3 separate regions of the Homo sapiens genome follow, and all the other regions are linked to region 3. Evidence: chromatin loops called from intact Hi-C (ENCODE). Cell type or tissue: heart right ventricle. All regions are shown on one strand. Links, peaks and the distances in the headings refer to the core of each region. The heading gives the core; the rest is flanking DNA. Region 1 holds the start of LOC124903662 (a long non-coding RNA gene). Region 2 overlaps LDAF1 (lipid droplet assembly factor 1). Region 3 has its middle 35 kb from the start of METTL9.

What was found. Hi-C counts contacts between places; a loop is a spot of excess contacts. Peaks named below come from ENCODE experiments on the same cell type or tissue, not always from the same donor. Only the 100,000 strongest peaks of a DNase experiment are listed, where the experiment ranks them.
Region 1: it touches region 3 in a loop (7-fold over the local background); 13 of 110 quality-filtered maps call a loop at or near these places.
Region 2: a loop joins it to region 3, with 3 times the contacts of the local background. A loop is called at or near these places in 33 of 110 quality-filtered maps.

What each region holds. Positions count from the first base shown.
Region 1 is chr16:21,499,841-21,504,954 of GRCh38, reverse strand. LOC124903662 (a long non-coding RNA gene) reads right to left here and starts at 2,644. Exons shown (of 2, transcript XR_007065024.1): 1 at 2,438-2,644. It also overlaps the pseudogene SMG1P3. RefSeq lists enhancers at 1,940-2,456, 2,457-2,972, 2,973-3,489 and silencers at 2,445-2,794, 2,815-2,864, 2,975-3,024, 3,115-3,424. In heart right ventricle, for the core only: a CTCF peak has its summit at 2,772; DNase peaks (open chromatin) are centred at 2,544 and 3,234; H3K4me3 peaks cover 1,692 bases; H3K27ac peaks cover 2,204 bases.
Region 2 is chr16:21,160,013-21,165,126 of GRCh38, reverse strand. It overlaps LDAF1 (lipid droplet assembly factor 1), which reads right to left. Exons shown (of 5, transcript NM_001301771.2): 2 at 3,849-4,042. The coding sequence starts at 3,944. Among named protein-coding and RNA genes, the nearest start is that of LDAF1, 3.9 kb to the right of the region's middle. In heart right ventricle, for the core only: no CTCF peak of the experiment used is centred there; a DNase peak (open chromatin) is centred at 2,376; H3K4me3 peaks cover 1,296 bases; H3K27ac peaks cover 2,500 bases.
Region 3 is chr16:21,562,416-21,567,529 of GRCh38, reverse strand. No RefSeq gene overlaps it. Among named protein-coding and RNA genes, the nearest start is that of METTL9, 35 kb to the left of the region's middle. In heart right ventricle, for the core only: no CTCF peak of the experiment used is centred there; no DNase peak of the experiment used is centred there.

The DNA of each region.
Region 1 (5,114 bases), core at 1,249-3,748, 62 kb after region 3:
GAGCTTGCAGTGAGCCGAGATTGCGCCACTGCACTCTAGCCTGGGCGACAGAGCGAGACTCCTTCTCAAAAAATAATAATAATAAAATAAAAAAATAAAAAAGAAAAAGAAAGGTAGTACCAGAGATTGTGTCCAGTTGCTCAAGCAATTTCTAACTTGTCTAATTTTAAAAATTTTTAAATTTTTATACAAAATTAGCCGGGCATGGTGGCATGTGTCTGTAATCTTAGCTACTTGGGAGGCTGAGGCAGGAGACTCACTTGAACCTGGAAGGCAGAGGTTGCAGTGAGCTGAAATCACACCATTGCACTCCAGCCTGGGCCACAAGAGTGAAACTCCGTCTGAAAAAAAAAATTTAATATTTTTTTTGTAGAGATGGGGGTCTCACTATGTTGCTCAGGCTGGCCTATAACTCCCAGGCTCAAGGATCTTCCAGTCTCAGCCTCCCATCACTGGAATTACAGGCATGAATCACTTCATCTAAATGATTTTTTTTTTTTTTTTTGAGACAGTCTTGCTCTGTCACCCAGGCCGGAGTTCAGTGGCACGATCTCGGCTCACTACAACCTCTGGCTCCTGGGTTCAAGCAATCCTCATGCCTCAGCTTCCCCAAATAGCTGGGACTACAGGCGTGCGCCACCATGCCTGGTTAATTTTTGTATTTTTTTGTAGAGACGGGGTTTCACCATATTTGTCAGGCTGGTCTCTTGACCTCAAGTGATCCACCCACCTCGGCCTCCCAAAGTGCTGGGATTACAGGAGTCAGCCATCCATGGTGCCCCGCGTTTTCTCTTTCTTCTTCTCCCTCCCTCCCTACCCTCCGCAGCCCAGCCTGGAGTGCAGTGGCAGGATCATAGGTCACTGCAGCCTCCACCCGCTGGACTCAAGTCATCCTCCTGCCTCACCCTCCTGAGTTCCTGGGACCACAGGCACGCGCTACCACGCCGGGTAATTTTTGTAATTTTTGTAGTCCCCATCATTTAGAACTGGCAAGATCCTCCCTTAGTGAGGGATTGGTGGCCATAAGCAAGGAGCCCAAGGTGGAGGGGATATGCATGTGTGTGGAGGTGTCAACTCCTCGTAATCTTCAAGTACTTTTGGTAACAATTTTTAATTGCACAAGCGATATATAAAGACGTTTTCTTTGCAACATAAAATGATAGGTTAAGACTCCTTATGCAGATAAGGTTTAGGCACTTGTTTAAGGAGCATCCTGGCCCACCTTTTAAAAAATGTGTATGCATTCACGTTATGCATCAGATGCTTTAGGGAATTTTTTTCCCTGGGGCATGGGGCATGTCATGGGGTAGACAGTCAGGTACGTCTCCTCTACCCAGCTGATTCTCTTTTTTTTTGGAGATGGAGTCTTGCTCTGTCGCCCAGGCTGGAGTGCAGTGGAGCGATCTCTGCTCACTGGGAGCTCCGCCTCCCGGGTTTACGCTATTCTCCTGCCTCAGCCTCCGGAGTAGCTGGGACTACAGGCGCCCGCCACCACGCCCGGCTAATTTTTTGTATTTTTAGTAGAGACGGGGTTTCACTGTGTTAGCCAGGATGGTCTCGATCTCCTGACCTCGAGATCTGCCCGCCTCGGCCTCCCAAAGTGCTGGGATTACAGGTGTGATCCACCGCGCCCGGCCTTCTCTCTTTCTTTTCTCCTTTTCTTTCCTTTCCTCCCTCCTTTCCTTCCTTCCTCCCTCCCTCCTTCCCTCCCTCCCTCGTTTCCTTCCTTCCTTCCTTTTTCTTCCCTCCCTGCTTTCTCTCTCTCTCTCTCTTATATTTTTTTGAGACAGAGTTTCACTCTTGTTCTCCAGGCTGGACTGCAATGGTCTGATCTTGGCTCACTGCAACCTCGGCCTATTGGGTTCAAGCGATTCCCCTGCCTCAGCCTCCCAAGTAGCTGGGATTACAGGCGCCCTCCACCATGCCCGGCTAATTTTTGTATTTTTAGTAGAGGCGGGGTTTCTCCATGTTGGCCAGGCTGGTCTGGAACTCCTCACCTCAGATGATCCGCCCACCTCGGCCTCCCAAAGTGCTGGGATTACAGGCGTGACCCACCGCGCCTAGCCCCCAGCTTCTTTCACCAGCAGAAGGCGGGCAAGCCTCAGGGTGAGAGGACTTCAAAGCACATTTCACATTGCAGAGGACAGGGTTTGGTGGTCGTGGGTACTCCCTTCCCTTCCATCGTTTAGTTTTTTTCATTGGGAAGAAATGGTAAAAGGTGCTAGGACTCGATGGGCACATTTCAGGTGGAGGTTGGGAAGGTGGATATCCACCTGTCGATCTGACTATTTTCACTTTCCACCCCGCCCCGTAGAAAGTGGGAAAACTGGCACACGTGAATCCAAGGGCGCGCCTGTGTGCGCGCGCACCCCAGGGCAACAGCCCGCCCCCCCCCCCCCCCCCCACCGCAGGTCCTTGATTGGACGCCTGTTTACACCTGACTGCCTGGCCCTCCGGTGCTTTCCGGGAAGCATTTGGGAGAAAAGTGTGTGGCCGCAGTAGTGGAGATCCCGTCTTAGGATTCGTCACCGCTACGCCCAGACCTCTTCGCCGTCCAAGAGCCTGGGGCCGTGGGGGGCGGGGCGGCCTGCTATCGGCCCCGCCCCGCCGACAGGACCCGCCTCTCTCCGCAGGCACGGCGGGGCCGACCCCGCCTCTCGCTCCCAGCATGCCGTGCGACAGCGGCGGCGCGGCGAGCGGAGCCGGGAGGCGGGGAAGCAGTGGCCGTGTGAGCGTGAGGAGCTGCCGCCACCGCCTGTTCCTCGTCGTCCTCCTCCTCGGGGGCCCCGGCGACGTGGGCCGCGCAGGGCCCTGGAAGAGACGTCGCCTCCCCTTCATCCGCCTCTCTCTCACCGCGCCGCTCCCGCCTCCTCGTCCTGTGCTGCGGGCTCAGGCGGAACCCGAAACGGTCGTCCTCTTCCCCCGCCCGCCGCCGCCTCCTCCTCCTCCTCCTTCTCGGCTTCCTTCTCAGCCCCGGGCCGGAGCGGGGTGTTGGCGGCGGCCGGTTCGGGTGGCGACTCGCGCTTCTCTGGGCGGCGGCGCTTGGCCATATCGTGTCGGGGAAGGTAATGAGCCGCAGAGCCCCGGGGTCTCGGCTGAGCGGCGGCGGCGGCGGCGGCGGCGGCGGCGGCACCAACGGCACCAACTATTCGCGGAGCTGGAATGACTGGCAACCCAGGTGGGTGACCGGCCCGGGACCCCGCCCCGACCTCCCGGGCTCCGCCTCGGGCGGGCGGAGGCCTAGGGCCGCGGGGCTGGGAGGCGCGGCCTAGGCCCTCCACCCCCGGGAGCCGGGCGCGGCTTCCTGGGTCTCCTCCGCCCCGGCTGGGGGAGGAAGGCCGCGGGGAGGCGAGGCCTAAGTGCCTCTCCCCTCCCTGCTTGTTCAGCCCGGGGCTGAAGCCGAGACCCGGGGCTCCCGGCGGTGGCACTGGCCTAGGGTCGGGACCAGGAGGTGAGAAAGAGGCGGGGGTGGGGGGGCGGGGGGCATTCCACTTACCGCTTCCCCCTGACCCCGAGTTGGGAGATTCTGAGAGTACAGGACCCTCCCTGTTACTCATTCACTTTCTCGGTTCCCCAGTCTTTCAGCCGCCACGTGAGAGCTCTTCTAACCTCTGTTCCTTTCTGTGACCCCCACGTGGTAATATTGAAAAAACCAAAACAAAACTCCAGCTAAGGCATTGCTCTGACTTTAGGCAGAACATTCATTAGTGGAGCGTGAGATGAGATTGTGTGACTGTTGATGGGATCGACCTACTCTGGTCTTGGGCGATGGAAGTTTTCCCTAAGTGCAAGGCCGGTTACTCTGGTGAATCGTAATTCATACCTGGACACTTGAGTGAACTCTGGGCACCCACTTAGAAGTCTAGAGAATTTCCTCTTTTATGGAGGATTTGATGTCAGACCGTTTTGGGGCTTAGTTAGATTTGAATATATTAGGAACATTAACTTTTTAAATAAATGTAATTTCCTGTCTTTTTGATCAATGGGGGGAGGGCAGCTGTGCCTAATTTAGGATTGATTTATTCTAACCTCTCTTACTAAATAAATGCTTGTATTCAGAGTCTGTTTGGAATTTAACCCAATGCTTAGAACTCCTTAAATATACAGAAATATATTTTAGGGGTAATTGATTCATGGAACTCTCCTACTTTGGAGCACAATTGTATTATAATTGTCCGGAAACTGGCCAGATAATGTAGAACGCACAAGTTGTTGAGAAGCCCTTTTGTTTCCTGATAGTTACATGTAATTCCAGCAGTATTTGGAAATAATTTGCTAAGATGTTAGAATGTAACATTTGAAGACTCGTTAGAAAAATCAATAAAATTATCTTTGGCTAATGGGTAGTACACATCTTAGTCTGTTTAATATGCCTTTCCAAAAAAAACTGTGTCTGTTGAGAATTGGTGTATATAACTAGATGACTTTAATAATTAGTGCCTGAGTCTAGAATTGAGATGTTTAGTCGTAAAAAAAAATATTGTTCGATAAACAGCGTTGACTTGTCTTGTACCACTTAAGAGTTTGTGAGTGCTTTAAATAAAATTAGTTGATTAAGTATTTTTTTTCCTATGATTGACATGCTTAGTTTTGCCTTTTTATTGAAATGTGTGAAATTTGATTTTCTGGCATCTAACAAATTAGGTGGTAAATGAATGACAATGGATTTTCTATTATTTTTCAGTATTGTGATCAGTATAAGTATATAAGAGAATTTAGTAACCTTTTAGAAGAATAAAGTGCCCTTCCCAAATAGTCCTACAGCTTTTGGAAAAGTGTAAATTGTAGTTTGTAGTTCTAAATAAATAGAGAAGAGTCGCAGCCACGTGCTAGGGCCAGCTGACTTCATTGCTGACAGGTATGAAGCCAAATGGCTTATGTAGTTATGGAATATGTACATGAGCTATTAATAAATATTATCCATGTTGTTTCTTTCAAGTGCTTTATTTCTTGGCTCTGGGGAGGGGCGATGGGGGAAGGGAGGAGCTTACAAGAAAGCTTGCAAGGTTTCTTTGAAGCTGTGCTTTTTGTAGGAAAGTTTCAGGATGTAACGCCTTGGTAGACGATACTGTGATACATTTGGTTACAGGCAATAACAGTTTGTTAGGATGTTG
Region 2 (5,114 bases), core at 908-3,407, 400 kb after region 3:
GATATGCAAAGAGACCAAGATTCAGATGATTAAACCCAGAAATTGTCTTCTCCCAGGAAGTACAGCTGAGCTCCAGCCAGTCTGTCCCAGGAGGGGAGGACACGATTCAACCACACCTAATAATAACAGAGAACATTCATTAAACACTCAGGTGCTGGGCACTGCTTTAAGCACCTCTCGTATTATTTCCTCATTTATTTCTTCCTACAATGCTACGAGGTAGGTAAAAAAGAACGACCTAACACTATTTAAACTCAGGGGGGTAGAACGTAGCAATTAACATTTCATTCTCATGGCAACAGAGGGGGATGCAATGGAAAGATGGAAAGTGGGAGAGGTTATTATTCAGTAACATGCACTGTGATTTTCCATCACCAGCCTGGAGGTAGACACAGGTTACCCAATCTAGGCTCTGTAAGCACAGTGCAGCACTGCAGAGCCCAGGAAGGCCAGGCTGAGACAGACTGACAACATTATGCGCCACCCTCTGTGCTAAAGCTTCAAACAGCATCTCAGATAATCTTCATAACAAACCTCTGAGCCTGACATTGCTCATTTTAGAAAAGAGGAGATGGCAGCTGGGCATGGTGGCTCACTTCTGTAATCCCAGCACTTCAGGAGGCCAAGGCAGGAGGACTGCTTGAGGCCAAGAGTTTGAGACCAGCCTGGGCAACACAGTGAAAGATGCTGTCTCTCCAAAAAATAAAATAAAACATTAGCTGAGTATGCTGGTGTGCACCTGTAGTCCCAGCTACTCAGGAGGCTGAGGCTGGAGGTGTTGCTTGAGACCAGAAGTTCGAGGCTACAGTAAGCCATGATCACACCACTATACTCCAGCCTGGAAGACAGAGTGAGACTCTGTCTCAATAAAAAATAAATAAAAAATTTTAAAAAAGGAGATGGAAATTCAGTGAGCCTAAGTGACTTGCCCAAGGTCAGACAAAGGCGGTTGGCTTCTAAACTAGGGACAAAGTGGCCAGTATTTGAGAACATGAAGACTGAAACTTGGATGATTCAGGAGCCAGGCAAATTCCCTGGTATCAGAATGCAAAAAACAATCAATGATTCATTATCTCTTCCTAACAGGAGAAAGACGAAGGGTCAGGACCATTTACAACCACTGGTGGCCAGGTGCGGTGGCTCACGCCTATAATCCCAGCACTTTGGGAGGCCGAAGTGGGTGGATTGCCTGAGGTCAGGAGTTGGAGATCAGCGTGGCCAAAATGGTGAGAAACCCCGTCTCTACTAAAAATACAAAAACAAACAAACAAAAAAGGCAGGTGAACGTGACTATTAACTAAGTTCAGACAGGGCCAGGGTGAATGCCTAGTGCAGTGCTTGGCATACAGTCAGTGCCAAGAAATATGCAGTCAATCCTTATTACTCATGATTCCATATTTGTAAATTTGCCTCCTCACTGAAATTTATTTGTAACCTCAAAATGAATACTGGCAGTGCTTTTTGTTTTGTTTTGTTTTGTCTGAGATAGAGTCTTGCTCTGTCACCCAGGCTGGAGTACAGTGGTGTGATCTTGGCTCCCTTCAACCTTCACCTCCTGGGTTCAAGCGATTCTCGTGCCTCAGCCTCCCAAGAGGCTAGGATTACAGGCGCACACCACCACACCCAGCTAATTTTTGTATTTTTCGTAGAGAAGGGGTTTCATCATGTTGGCCAGGCTGGTCTTGAACTTCTGGCTCAAGGGATCCACCCGCCTCGGCCTCCCAAAGTACTAGGATTACAGGTGTGAGCTACCACGCCTGGCCTGCAGTGCTTTTGAGGTCATTAGTGGACACGTCCACAACAGCAAAAAGTGGAGTCACCTGCCACGTACATTCCCAGCTGAGGTCAAGCAAGGTGACACCGAGCCTTCCTGTTTCATCCTTTAAACAAGTGTCACTGTGGTCTATTTAGTGCCACGTTTATGCTTTAGTTTGGTGATTTTACTGTTGAAAATGGTCCCCAAGTGTAGTGCTGAAGTGTTCTCTAGCGTTCCTAACCATGAGAAGGCTGTGATGTGCCTTATGCAGAAAATACATGTGTGTGATTAGCTTTGTTTAAGACATGAGTCATAGTACTGTTGTTGGCCCTGAGTTCAACGTTAATGATCAACAATATATATTAACATGTCTTTAAACAGAAATACACATAAAACGAGGTTATGTACTGATCAGCTGACAAAAATGTTGTGAACAGGAGGCTCACAGCAACTGAATCCTGTATTTCCCCTAGGAGCGATGGTTTGGTATGTGCTAATTCAGTGTCTGCAGTAACTTTATAGAACGTAACTACCATGGTTAATGAGAATCAGCTGTAAATGTGGAACAGGCAGGAGGACCCTTCTTACTGAGCTAACTTTTAATAACAAGAGTCCCCGCCAGCTGGCGAGAAAGCTGCTTGTCCAATTTAAAAATAGCTTGGTAAATCCACAAAGAGTGCCAAATAAATTCTGGAGCAAGTCCAGAATTTATTGTTGTAGATTGCAAACAAGCATCTCTTCGAGTAGACCCGCTGTGCTATCCAATACAAAAAAAAATACACCACAAAATAGTTCATTTTGTTACATATACATATGTATTTTTATAGGTATATTGCATAGAAAAAAGGTCTAGAATGACATACAAAATGTTAACAGTATTATCTCTGAAAGCTGTTTTCTTTTCCCTGACAAAATGCTGAAAGACATATAGAAGAAAGCAATAAGGATAAATATGCAAGAAAACATAACGCTATCTGAAGTCTCATTGCCACTGAGTGGCCACTGAATACCTAAAAAGTGGCTAACTCGAATTGAAATGTGCTAGAAGTGTAAAATATGCGCACGGGGGGTTTTGAAGAGGGAGTTCAAAAAAGAAGGTACAATGTTTCAAGAATCTTTTTTCATTAATAATTTTGTATAAATGATTACATGTTGAAATATTTTTGATATCTTAGGTTGAATAAAAACATTATTAAAAATAATTTTTTTTTTTTGGAGACGGAATCTCGCTCTGTCGCCCAGGCTGGAGTGCGGTGGCACAATCTCAGCTCACTGCAACCTCCGCCTCCTGGGTTCAAGTGATTCTCCTGCCTCAGCCTCCCGAGTAGCTGGGACTACAGGCCTTACCACCACACCTGCTCATTTTGGTAATTTTAGTAGAGATGGGGTTTTACCATGTTCGCCAGGCTGATCTCGAACTTCTGATCTCAAGTGATCCACCCACCTCAGCCTCCCAAAGTGCTAGGATCACAGGCGGGAGCCACTATGCCCAGCCAAAATTAATTTTACCTATTTCTTTTTACTTCTTACATGTGGCTACTAGAAAAATTCTAAATTACATACGTGACTCACATCATATTTCTATCGGACCTGGATTCCTAGTGGAACAATGAACTCAAATCTTGAAGTAGGCTTTTGTCTCTCATTTTCAGGGTAACAGATAGGGCAAAATTCACAACAAAACCAAACAAAACCAAAAAAAGGATGATATCTGTTGCACAGACTTCTTTATCCAGCTAAAGAATTGCATTTGCCATTAGTGGCAAATGACTCAATGTTGGCTTAAGGGATGTAATTGGAAGTATTGTGTGCGACTCCCAGAAGTCTCCTTAAATTGTAGGTGGCTTGCACTTCTCTCTTCCCCCCTCCTCAAATCCTGTTGCCTGAAAGATGGATACAATGGCTGATGCTCTTGCAGTCATCTCAGACAAGGAGTTTGAAGGTCACAGCATAGACATGGCAGGGCGGTAAGCCAGAAAGATTCTTGACTTACCTCCAAATTCCTTCTACTGGAGAAAGAAATAACTTTCTATCTTGTTTATGCTAGTGTTATATTGGGATTTTCCATTATACATAGTGATTGGAAACTGACCTTTGAGTTATTCTGGAAGGAGTCTATCAGCAGAGACAGCTTCTTCTGCAGTTCCTGCAAGTCCCTTGAGATACTCTGGGGCTCCTCTTTTGCCATTCTGAAGCTCACTTCAATCTCTTTAGGGATGAATTATCCTACCAGTAAATTCTCCAGTGCAGCCCGCGGTCCAATCTCTCATGTCGCTCTGTCTCTTGCTGTTACCAGAGGAAACAAAAGCCGTTAGTGGTCTTCATCCATCTGGTTCGACGAGAGCTTCTACCATCCTCATACCTTGATGGTGGGCATGCAGACGGAGGGTAACCTGGCAATATTCACAACAATTTCAGATTGCACACACTTCAATCCAGGAATTTATATTCCAGGAACATGATGGAAATAATCCAACAGGTATCTCAAAATGTACTAAAAGGCTGTGCATTGCATCCCTGTTTATAACATATAATGACTAGCAAAACATTGGAAAGTAGCTAACTGTATTTCCATTAGGAGAAAATTGGTTAAATAATGATAAATTCAGTCATTAAAATGATAGTGTGACTGTTTAGTGATGTGAAAAGATGTGTATGATACTTTTAAAAAAAGATGATAAAATGTTAATAGTATTATCTCTGACAGCTTATGTTTATTTTTTAGCTTGACAAAATGCTGAAAATATACAGAAAGCAAGAAAGCTGAACACACTATTTCAAATCTCATTGCCTTTTATTCTCCCTAGAAAGCTTTCCTTGTACAACAGTAGCCTTGACCTGTTTCTCTTCTTTATTACTGTACAGGTTGGCTCCCAATTCCATCATTCCATACATCATCATCTACTTACTTGTGGGTAAGTCTATCCCTGCTAAGGAGAACTGCACCTCGGGGGCAGACCTCACCACAGTAATTATACTCTAACTAAACTGCCTGGAATTTTGAGGGGTGTCCCAATCTCATACAATTTTTACTTATTTTTAATAAAGGCAATTGGTTAAATTAGATATATTTTTTAACCCTTGTTGAGTTTTCAAATATAAAAAAAAAATCATTCTTATTTTATATTTCCCAGAACTGGCTGGACACAGAGATATCTTTTCCATTTCTCCCTTTAAACTGACCTGACCTACAGTACAAATGCTTAAAAGATTGTGTCCACGTGGCCAAAATTAATTGAGAGATCCTCACATTTATTTATCATATAGGGGGTAATTTTATCTACTACTAAGCTGTACAGGGTCTAGTATGCAAATTAAAGCACATTTTAATCATCCCAGCTAGACATCCTCTGCTACT
Region 3 (5,114 bases), core at 1,374-3,873:
CCACTACACTCCAGCCTGGGTGACAGAGCAAAACCAGAAGAAGAAGAAGATAAAAGATAAAAGCCATAGCTGGGAATGTCCTTGGTGCTCTGAACTGGATGACATTTGTTAGGCATGGCCATCCCACAGACTCACTGCTCCTCAAGATCACCCTTCAGTTATCCAAGAACTGATGGTTACCTACCCATGCTCTGCTCTTCTGCTGCTACTTTCTGGGCTCTGAGATGACCACAGAGGCCAGGGTCAAATGCTGGGCCACTCACCACATACTGATGATGCTGTCAAAATGTGGTTACCCTTCTGCTCCACCTCAATTATCTGTGGAAAACCTAATTTAAGGGGTATATGGTGTTTTGTCTGCCCGCATTTCTTCCTGTAAGAAACACGCTTTCCCCTCTTCCCTAGTAAACTGTCTCAGTCCTTACGAGTTGGTGGAGCTGGACTGCCTCACTTCCATCCCCAAGGTCAGGTACATGCCCAGATCTGGTCAGAGGACTTCATGTGTCAAGGTACAACTACTGCCTCAGCCATGAGCACTTGACTCATACAGTGCCCATTAGCGTCCACCTGGGGACTTTTTCTGTGCTACTGGAACAAAAGTGCATGTTTCCTCACCATCTTGGGCTGTTAGCCCTATGTGAACATGGAGGTATCTTGCTGCCATGCGATGAAAAGCTTATACACAACGCAGAGGGTAAGTCAGAGAAACTAGTTAATGACATAATTTGAGATCCAAATCTGCCTGACTTTTCAGCTACAGAAGCCAATAAATTCCCTTTTTTTTCTTTTTTTCTTTTTTTTTGAGACAGAGTCTCACTGTCGCCCAGGCTGGAGTACAGTGGCGTGATCTTGGCTCACTGCAACTTCCACCTCCCGGGTTCAAGTGATTCTTCTGCCTCAGCCTCCAGAGTAGCTGGGACTACAGGCGTGCACTACCATGCCTGGCTAATTTTTTGTATTTATAGTACAGGCAGGGTTTCACCGTGTTGCCCGGGCTGGTTTAGAACTTCTGACCTTAGGTGATCCACCCGCCTCGGCCTCCCAAAATGCTGGGATTATAGGCATGAGCCACTGTTCCCAGCCCGAATTCCTTTTTTATTTAAGCTAACCTGCATTGAATTTCTGTCACTTGTAGCCAAAGTGGTTTGAATAATGCACCTTTCCAATTGGCACTTGTGCCCAAATTACCATAAACTGGCTGTCTCTGACCACTCTAGGGAAAGGATTCAGTGATTTCTAATTGACCACTACCAGTGAAGACATGGGAGGTTTGAAATAGCTGAGCCCAGATTCTGAGAACGACAGGACAAGGTCATGATTGTACTTTTGAACTTGATGTTGGAGGTGTTCACAAGCATGACGCCTCTCCTGGACTTTGTTTACTGATAGGAACCACAAGATAGACGAGACAGCAGAATTAGGCCAACAATGGGTGCAAGGTGCCAAAAAGGTAATAGAAACCCAAGTTCCACTTTGAAGCAGCATAAATCAGACATTTCTCAAACATTAAAAACGGAAGTGGCCTGATCAAGACCTTTAAACGGAGTAAAAAGCCACGAAGCCAAGGCCTTGAGCAGCTAGTCAGAGAATTATTGCAATATGTGCTCAGAGACACAGGGTTTCATGAAAAGCCCAGTCTCTGCCTGGCTGCAGCACCTCTGTGCTTTTTGTCCCAGCATTTGCTTAGCAGCAGAACCTCATTATCCTTCAGTGTTCTGTAGTTATAACAGATTCCAGCTTCAGGGGGAAAAAAATGGATTCCAGCTGCCAGGGGTTCTCTCTGGGAGATTTTCTATCTCTGAGACGAAATTGTCTTTTTCTCCCTTTTTTCATGGTGAGAGGGGCATGGAGTACACCTCTGATAATCTGCAGAGGCAAAGCCTTGCATGAGCATGCTGACAACCCTGCAGAGAGAAAGCCTTAGGCTGGAAGTTCAAGGGCAGCCAGGAGAATGAACATTTCGATGAATAAAGCAATTTGATAACTACCATGTTGTGGTCTAAGACCCACCACTTACAGGCTTACATGGTGATTACTGAAGCTGCAACTATTTTAATGGCTTCATCTACTTTAAAGTACTGGTGATTTTTCTACTACTTCATTTAATTGCTTGATGTTTCTTGGAAGAGTTCTTCGGTCTTTCTGCTAAAATGTTATCCCAAGCTAGGAGAGATGCCATGATTTCAGAGAATTTCTTTTCCTCTATAATATTATATATTTTCCTCTGGGTTATCAATGAACCTACTGACTACTTTGAGTATTATGCCTTTAGGATGTCTTCACCTCTCATTTCCTTAACATTTTTAAATGAATCTCTGATAGAAAAATGAATCTGAAGCCTTGCTTATGCTTTGATTCATTCAACAAATATTTATTGCACACTTACTGTTTTAGATGCCTGGGATACAGAGTAAATAAATCAACAATGATCCTTGCCTTCAACAAAGCTTACATTCTGGTGGAGGCAAAGAGATAATACATAAATAAATTTAATATCATCTTTTGTAATAATAACCATTACACCTCTGCTTATGAAAAAAATTGCATTCAATTTTTGCTCACAATCTTCTTTTTTTTTTTTTTTTTTTTGAGACAGAGTCTCACTCTGCCACCTAGGCTGGAGTGCAGTGGCATAATCATACTTCACTGCAACCTCTGCCTCCTGGGCTCAAGTGACCCTCCTGCATCAGCCCCACAAGTAGCTGGGACTACAGATGCATGCCACAATGCCCAGCTAATTTTTCTATTTTTTGTAGAGATGGGATTTTGCCATGTTTCCCAGGCTGGTCTTGAACTCCTAGGCTCAAATGATCTGCCTACCTCGGCCTCCCAAAGTGCTGGGATTACAGGCACTGAGCCACTATGCTCAACTAATCTTCTGTTCCCTTCCTTCCTTCCTTTTCCTTCCTTCCTTCCTCTCTCTCTCTTCCTTCCTTCCTCTCTCTCTTCCTTCCTTCCCTTCCTTCCCTTCCCCTCTTCCTTTCTCTCTCTCTCTTTTCTTTCTTTTTTCTGACAGAGTCTTGCTCTGTCACTCAGGCTGGAGTGCAGTGGCACAATCTTGGCTCACTGCAACCTCCACCTCCTGGGTTCAAGTGATTCTCTTACCTCAGCCTCCTGAGTAGTTGGTATTACAGGCACACACCACCACAGCCAGCTACTTTTTTTTTTTTGTATTTTTAGTAGAGACGGGGTCTTGCTATGATGCCCAGGCTGGTCTCAAACTCCTAGACTCAAGTGATCTGCCTGCCTCAGCCTTCTAAGGTGCTGGGATTACAGGCATGAGCCACTGCACCCAGCCTAATCTTCTATTCTCAAAAGAAGAAAGTATCCACCCGCAGGTAACAGAATTCTAAAATATTACTGTCTGGACCCTTTTACTTCATTTTCCTAGCTTATACCTGCCAAATTATTGGTAAATTCAGCTCTGTGAGGTGAAGAGGGCCATATAAATGATCATACTCTCACCTTGAATCCTATCTTTAGGATCTTCTACATCACGAGACTAAAGCAAAGTCTGACTCCTTTCCACTCTTCTGCTATCAACATCAGCTCAAAAATACATAAAATTAATAAGGTTGCTTCCTGATGGCATCAGTGAAATAACTTTATGGTCATTCATATAAAAACAGACAACCCTGGCCCAGCGCAGTGGTCCATACCTGTAATCCCAACACTTTGGGAGGCTGAGGCAGGTGGATCACTTGAGGCCAAGAGTTTCAGACCAGCCTGGTAAACATGGCAAGACTGACCCTATCTCTATTTAAAAAAAGAGAAATACAGAGAATCCTTTCAAGATCACCAAGTCAGTATCAATGAGCACCTCTGCAGAAAAAACAGGAGCTCAGAATGGACAAGGCCAGAGAAACCTCAGTAAGGTGAATGTGTCCGTATAGTTTCTTTCGAATTCGTGAAAAGAAAACTTGAGTCCCTATAAACTGTTGCTACTTCAAGAATAGAGAGGGAATTTCTCCTTTCTGGGCTCAGCCTGACATGTCCCTTTTAAGAATAATGGTGTGAGATGCATCGAAGGCTTACTATTTGCCTGGCTCTATGTCTTAGCTTGGGCTGCCATAACAAAATATCATAGTACAGGTTGGGTAGCTATTTATATATTTATTTATTAAGAGGGCCTTGCTCTGTCACCCAGGCTAGAGTGCAGTAGACCAATCATAGCTCACTGTAGCCTCAATCTCCCAGACTCAAGTGAGCCTTCCATCTCAGCCTCCCAAACAGCTAGGACTACAAGAACACACCACCAAGCCCAGCTAATTTTTTTAAACTTTTTTTTGTAGAAACAAGGTCTCACCGTTGCCCAGGCGGGTCTTGAACTCTGGGCTTCAGCCTCCTCCCACCTTGGCCTTCCAAACCGCCAGGATTATATTGTGAGCCCCAAGACCCGGCCTAGGTGGCTTAAACAACAGACATTTATTTCTCACAGTTATGAAGGCTGGGAAGTCTGAGATCAGGGTGCCAGCATGGTTGGATTCTAGTGAAGACTGTCTACCTGGCTTGTAGACAGGAAACTAGCTTCTTGTATGGGAGAGAGAAAAGGAGGGAAGAGGATAAGGGAGAGGGAGGGAGAAGGAGGGAGAGGGAGAAGGAAGGGGAATGGGGGGAGAAAGAGAGAGAAAGGGAGCTCTCTCATGTCTCTTCTTTTTTTTTTTTTTGAGACAGAGTCTCGCTCTGTCCCTCAGGCTGGAGTGCAGTGGTGCGATCTCAGCTCACTGCAACCTCCACCTCCCGGGTTCAAGATATTCTCCTGCCTCAGCCTGCTGAGTAGCTGGGACTACAGGCACACCCCACCACGCCCAGATAATTTTTGTACTTTTAGTAGATACAGGGTTTCACCATGTTGGCCAGGATGGTCTCCATCTCCTGACCTTGTGACCCACCCGCCTCAGCCTTCCAAAGCACTGGGATTACAGGCATGAGCCACTGTGCTCAGCCTCATGTCTCTTCTTATGAGGACACTAATCCCATCATGCAGGCCCACCCTCATCACCTCAACTAAACCTAATCACCTCCAAAGGCCTCATCTCAAAACAGCATCTCTTTAGGGTTTAAGGCTTCAACATATGAATTTGGGGAAGACAAAATTTAATCCATAGCACCCT